Regions from separate parts of the Homo sapiens genome. Here region 2 is linked to region 1. Evidence: chromatin contacts called from ENCODE Hi-C data. All regions are on one chromosome and are shown on one strand. Each heading gives the region's core, a stretch centred on a gene start or an enhancer-like site at or near the end of the contact. The rest is flanking DNA. Distances are from core to core; before and after follow the strand shown.

Region 1 (3,385 bases), core at 482-2,981:
GAGGTTTTCTAGTTCCGATCTGGAGTGAGAATCAGACGGAGGCATATCATGGTATCCCAATCATCTAGTTCTGGAATTTCCCTAGAGGGTAGGGGATGCTGGTATAGTAAGGGATACATAAACACATTTATATGGGAAGAAGATCCAGAGGTTGGTACACTGGGGAGTCTCTGTCTCTGTCTCTGTCTCTCTTTCTCTCTTTCTCTCTCTGTCTCCCTCTCTCTCCCCGCCCAGTGCTCCAGAGGTACCACACTAGAGGAAAGAAATGAACTATATGCATCTTCTTACGTTATATAATCGGAGTATATATGTCAAAGGGATAGTCACTGGAACATTTTTCCCTCCTTATCTTCCCTCAACTTTTGTCAAAAATAGGTCTAGAACTTTCACACAATTATCCATCCTTATTTAAAATCAAAACCTGGATTGATCAGCTGATGGCTGCAGTTCTCACGTCTTTGCCCAGGTCTTCTGGCGTCTCTGAAGCACAACGTGTGACAATGGCACAAAAACGCAGGAAGTGACTGTTGAATGCACAGAGGTTCTGCAGCTTCCGTCCATTTTCACACAATTTCCATTTTAGATTCTGAGCAGTTCTCCCTCCCCATGCGCTATGAAATAGAAGGGTCTGGCTGAATCAGCCACTTGAAATTAGGTTTCTTCCCTGCAGGGGATTAGGAACCGAGGTGCGGTTCTTCTTCGCACTCCACACCACACCCCGCAACCCTAGAAATCAGGACTTTCCTGGAGAAAGACCCAGCAGGGACCCAGGACCCGCAGACGGTGCGGGGAACTGGTGCCTCTGCAAAGCCCAGCAATGCCCTTGACCAGGCCAGGAGAGGCGCGAGGCGAAGCAGAGTTGTCCCCGAGGCGTGTTGAGGCAGCTAGGGCAGGGCAGCGATTGCTTCGGAGGAGAAAGGGAAAGAAAGTCCCCTGGTCCCCGAAGTCTCCCAAGGTCAATTCCCAGGGGACTCCAAAGCAGCGACGGGGCTCTGAGATCTGGCAAGTTCTAGGAGTCGAGCGAGGGGAGCGAGTGTCTTACCTGGTCGGGCTGGCTGGTGTAGTTGAAAGAGTAGATGTTCTCGGTGCTGAGGTTCACCACCCCGCTGTAGACATGATCGAAATCGGCGCCCCTGGCAGCGTCGAAGGGGTCGCGGCGCGGTGCCGGGGGCTGCCTGGGGGATTTCGCCGGGTGCCCGGGCGACGCCGCCAGCAGGAGCCAGGGCAGCGCGCAGAGCAGCGCGAGCCGCAGGCAGCCGCGCATGGTGGGCACCGCGCCCGGGCTCGAAAGCGGAGCCACCCTGGGGAGGGGGCGAGCGCAGAGAGGGTCCTTCCAAAGCCCGGTGCAGGGCCAGGCGTCCGCTTCAGAGCCGAGCGGGTGATGCCTGGCGAACCCAGCCGGCCAGGGCTGGCAGCGTGCTGACGAAGGGCCGATCAAATACTGATGCTGCCGCCTGGGGTCTCCACTGGAGGTCACGGGTGGAGAGTAGGGCGGACTGGAGAAGTGGAGATGTGGGGCTGCTGATTTTCCTCCGGCTTCTAAGTCCCCCGTTTCTCATCGCCGAGAATCCCCCCACTTACCCAGCCAGAATTTAGACCGATCTCTTCTCCCTCAACCTCAATAACAGCAATAATAAAAAGGCATTGGAGTCATTAAAAAGAAATACCCGCTAGTCTCGAAAAGTCAACCTGACGCCACATCGAGGAGGAAATTCGGTCTGTTTCAAATACGTGTGCACCCTGGCTGCAGGAGAAGAAATAGAAAGCAAAAGAGCCCGTCCCCCAAGAGGGTGCGCGAGTTCGCTTTCCCAGGCTGCTACCTGCAGAGAACTCTTGCCTGTCTGAACGATAATTACTCTCTATTCTCCCCTCTCTAATAGAACCTCTCCTCAGACACCTGTTTTATTTCTTTATTACCTCCTACTCTCCATGGAGAGTCTCACGTCATCACGTTCTCTCCCTCACCATATGTGTATGTATGTAAATATGTACAGTTAAAAAAAAAAAGATATGGTAAAGAGAACAATTTCCAGCACTGCCTGAAGTCTGGTCCCGGAAGTTGTCAAAAAACGACTCAGACTAACTAGATTTATGCAGAAGGCATTTCTTTCCACCCCAGCCTCTTACCTACTTTACCATTGCAATGACTTCTTCCAGATTCTGAGAGAAACCCCAGGATTGTTTTTTTAAAGGCAGAAACCACAGCCTATCGTAAAAAGGAAATACTTTTCTGATAAAAATTAGGGGATTAGATTTAAAGAGTTAAAGAGGCAGGTAAGGAGCAGGGTGAGAATGGGGCCATCAGAAGACCTTGCAGAACATTGAACAATCACAATTTACGTGTGGAAGAGAACTCACTGTTTTATTTCAGCTTCATTACTGTATACTATAAAAGAATGTAATTGTGTTCAACCTGAAGGACCATTTAAAAAGAAGTCATTAAGAAGGAAAAGATCTTTTTCAAAAATTTAAGATTACAGATTAAAATCCTAGTCCTTGCCATCTTTAAAGAGATAGATTTGTTTTTGTTTTTACCTTGTCTAATTCCTTTAATTTCTTAAAACATCAAGAATGAATGCAATACATTTGTTGTAAAGTTTTCTGTGAAATCAGAAAACAATGCTGATGGAAGATTAAGTTAGTAGACTCCTTATTAGGACAATTTTCAGTTTTAAAGTTTTGAATGTTCTTGGCCAGGTGCAGTGGCTCATGCCTGTAATCCCAGCACTTTGGGAGGCTGAAGTGGGAGGTGGGCTAGCTTGAGGCCATGTGTTCATGACAAGTCTGGGCAACATGATGAAACCCCATCTCTACAAAAAATACAAAAATAGCTGGGCGTGGTGGTGCATGCCTGTCGTCCTAGCTACTTGGGAGTTGAGTTGGGAGGACTGCTTGAGTCCGGGAGGTCGAGGCTGCAATGAGCCGTGAACACCCCACTGCACCCCAGCTTGGATGACAGAGCAGGACCCTATCTCAAAAGGAAGAAAGGAAGGAAGGAAGAAGGAAGGAAGAAAGGAAGGAAGGAAGGAAGGAAGGAAAGAAAGAAATTTCTTGAAAATATATGGGTATATGGGCAAAAATACTAATTCAAAGGAGAGTCTGGGGGTAAAACTTCAAATAGAACTCACTGTTTTTGAGGAGCATAACGAAATAATTTCATCCAGAATTTGAATGACTTTAAACTGTTGTATTCAAAATATCTGTGCCTCTTTTCAAAGTTCAACAACATTTCATAAACTTGAAATCTACGAAGGTCCTGGAGGTTAGCTGGTGTGACCAGTTAAAGGAGTCTCTAGGATTATGGAGTTCTATTATGGCGTTCTTTTTAAACACTATAAGAGATGAGGAACTGGTTCTTTCACAAGTCAACACCTTCTTTTGGGGG
Region 2 (3,385 bases), core at 266-2,765, 2.1 Mb before region 1:
TGCAAATGTATATATGTTCTGTTTCCCTATTTCTCTAGAAAAGAAACATCTAAGAAGTTATCTGTGATCTTATTCTAGTATCTGGAATGGTATTTATAGGTATATAATTATAGGTACATAATTACTGGGAATTTTGGAATATGTATACAACATGAGGATCTCCAAACTGAGAGAGCACCAAACTTCTCCGCTGGCCAGCCTCCCATGTGGCAATACCCTTGACTCTGTACAGTTAAGGATGACTTGACCTGCATGCCTCTATGAACTGTTAAATAAACCACCTCAACAGGAAAGCAGACACCATCCTTTAGGCATCTAATTCCTACCCTCTCAGAATGCAGTAACAAACCCTTCATGATTCAGCAAAAAGCTAAACATTCCCCCAAAGCCTCTGCGATGAAAAAAGTGAAAGATTCTAAAGAAATGTCTCCCTTCACAAGTTTTAAAGCCAAGTTTTTAGCTGTGTTGAAAATCTGAATGGAACTCACTGTCCTAGTTGCGGGGGAGGGGGCTGCTAAAAATAAATAAATAAGATACGCGAATCACTGTTATCCTCTACCACAGTTGGCTTCAACCTATTTAAAAAGAAAAAGAGGTCAGAAAACAGAGAGGGAAGGTTCTAACCCTCATGAGCTTCCTACACTCATCACTGGCAGATGCAGTATTGTCTCTCTACAGCTCGTCTACCCTCGTGGGTCTCTTCAGTCATCAGCTTTTAGGGATGGGGACCCATTCTGACCCTAAGAAGCTTGCTGCCTGACACCTTGCCCCTCTTCCCTTTTCTCTCTCTCTAATATTTTATTTTAATTTTTCGCTCTCCTTTCATGTGGACCTGAAGCCACTTACAGCCTGTGACAAAGCCCATCACATCGTAGTGTTTAATGTTCATTCACATTATTGAATGAATGAACAAATGCATGCTGGTGCCATGTGTTTCCAAGCGAAGAGGAAATCTCACACCAAGTCTAAATTTGGCCACGTCTACAATCATCTCACTTCTTTCCACCTGCTTCGTTTACCCTCCCCCCCGAAAAAGAAACTTGTGTGCAATTGTCTATAGAACCTGCATTTCATAGTGAGAAATGGAAAGTTCAAATGAAAAAGCCTAGAAAACTTTTTAAAAATAGTAATAATCATGAAAGGCCATTGTTTTCCAAATGGGGTCTCTGGCCTTCACTCCTCAGCTGTTTGTTCCTTCCTGTGCTGTCTTCTAAAGACAGAGCATTGCTGTTTAGTTTCCAAAGGTCCGCTTTTGCTGACAAAGAAACCTTCCTGCCGGCCGCTCTTCCACTCCCCTGGCCCTGTTAGAGAAAGAGGCGCAAACAGCCCGAAGAATGCTAAAGTGCTTTTTGCCGCCTCCAAGCAAGGAAAAAGTGGGCGGTACAAGAAGGTTACTTCCAATTGACCCAGCTTTCTCTCCTCTTCCCCACCCGCTGCTTAACCTTGGCTGACCCAGGGCTGCTCAGTCCCCGGAAGCAGGCTGCGGTTGCTGCTGCGGGTGGGAGCTGAAGGCGAGCGGGCCAAGAAGGGCGAAGGAGAGAGCCCGGCGCATCGCCCCTGGGTGCCCTCCTCCCGCGGAGAGACCTGGGGCCCTGGGCTGACGCTTTTGTTCTCCAAGCCCCTGAAAGAAGCAATTATCTCCCAAACAAGAGATTGTGGAGATTCGTTAAAAATGAAAGCGAACTCCCGGGTGTTCGGGGAGCAAGAGGCCTCCCCGGAGGTCTGCGGAGTTGGAGGAGGAGCCCCGCGGACCCCAAGCGCCGTGTCGCTGCCTCTGGGGGGCTCTCCGTGCAGCGGGCGGAGGCCGCGCCACGCCCTGCGGTCCCCAGGGTCTCAGCGGCTGAGGCCACGCCCGCAGCACGGCCGCGAGCCCGCGCGGGTGGGGGCGCAGAGAGCCGGTGACTGACGGCAGCCGGGGAGAAACAAAGAGATGAGATCACACTGCAGAGCCGCCGAGGGAACGCCTAAAGAAGGCAGAAAATGAGACGCGAAAAGGGCCTCATGGAGTCAGAACGCAGAAGGTGGGGTAGGAAGGCCAAGGCAGAGAAACGAAGCCCTGACTTGGAGAAGGGAAACCAGGCAGTTTGTAAGCCCAAGAGTAAGAAGCAAAGTGGGGAGAAGGAAGACAAGCCAGAACCAGCCCTACTTAGGAAAAAAAAACCAAAAAAGTTTGCTTCAACCCTCTCCTCTCCTCTGCTGCCCGTCACGTTGTTCTCTAAACTCTGATGATTTGTGTCAGTTCTTTACATCGTATTTTGTTTTGTTTGAGTCTGGGGTCTAAGGATGGGCTTCAGAGTATCCCTGAAGTAGTGTGCAGTATGTTTGGTTTATATGATTATTTCAGTGTTGAATGCTCATAGCTTTTTTATATGTCTAAGGTATGTAATACCCCGAAGAAGGTTAACTGTTTCTAGGCCGCACCATTGTGGAAAAGAAAAAACAAATAGAAAACAGCTAACATGGAAATGTTACCAGGGATGAGGAATTTAGTAATACCTTGTCTCTTTGGTTAATCAGATTAATACCAGTCATCTAATCAAAATAAACATTTTTGGCTGGGTACGGCGGCTCACGTCTGTAATCCCAGAACTTTGGGAGGCAGAGGTGGGGAGGATTGCTTGAGCTCAGGAGTTCGAGGCTAGCCTGGACAACATAAGGCAATTGTGTCTACAAAATATATTATTTCATATATTATTAATATATGTTACATTGGTTTTGCCTGGGGCTCCTTGAGGCAAGTCACCAAAGGAGCAAGGCCAAATCTCATCACATAAGATTATTAACTAGAAAAGACTAATTTGTTCTAGGGCCATACTTGTACCTGATAGCTTCTCACCCAACTGTAAGTTGATTAAGGGCAGTGACCTTATCTGGTTTGTCATTTTAACAGCAGCTCCTAGCATAGTCCGTGGGACTTAGCAGGTACTGAAAAAATATTTGCGAAAGAAATTAATGAATTAACAAGTGAAAGATAGTCTTCTCCCCATCTCCCCATAAACTGATCAATACCCAAGAGGCCCGGGATCAGTTTCACCATCTGGTGGTAACTATGGGTAGTTGAACAAAATCTCACCCAGTGTTCCTTTCTTCGTCCTGGGGGTGAACACACACCTAAGCAGTCTTTCTCCTTAGACCTAAGCAACTCACCTCTCCTACACTTCCACTTTAGCTCATCGCTTGCTCACATAAGCCACTCATTTCCTCTTTTATTCTCTTTTTATCTGTTTTCTCTTTGCCCTCTCCCCACATGATGTTTCTTCCAACCTTTGCCCATCATAAGAAATCATTTTATCCATCCCTCCTTTCATTTATCTTGAGACTCTCATTATGACACAGAAGTAACTAATACAAAAGAGTTTTGCTATAATTTTCATTCTCAGTACTG

The links. A loop is a pair of places that touch in the nucleus more often than their neighbours do. Pooled maps may share reads with other maps.
Region 2: a map with no recorded cell type shows a loop between it and region 1 (13-fold over the local background). The contact joins the enhancer-like site here to the promoter of SIDT1 in region 1. A Hi-C loop is called at or near these places in 3 of 37 single-sample maps with no recorded cell type and 4 of 50 pooled maps.

The regions. Positions count from the first base shown.
Region 1 is chr3:113,530,901-113,534,285 of GRCh38, reverse strand. It overlaps SIDT1 (SID1 transmembrane family member 1), which reads right to left and starts at 1,731. Exons shown (of 25, transcript NM_017699.3): 1 at 1,043-1,731. The coding sequence starts at 1,264. RefSeq lists enhancers at 840-969, 1,440-1,769, 1,910-2,099, 2,120-2,339 and a silencer at 1,120-1,169.
Region 2 is chr3:115,657,026-115,660,410 of GRCh38, reverse strand. All of the region lies in intron 1 of GAP43 (growth associated protein 43), which reads right to left. Among named protein-coding and RNA genes, the nearest start is that of GAP43, 35 kb to the right of the region's middle. RefSeq lists silencers at 1,475-1,544, 1,725-1,954 and enhancers at 876-1,747, 1,748-2,620. Within about 2 kb of position 1,515, at least 35 of the 41 ENCODE cell types and tissues checked have a DNase peak (open chromatin) inside an H3K27ac peak, as active enhancers do.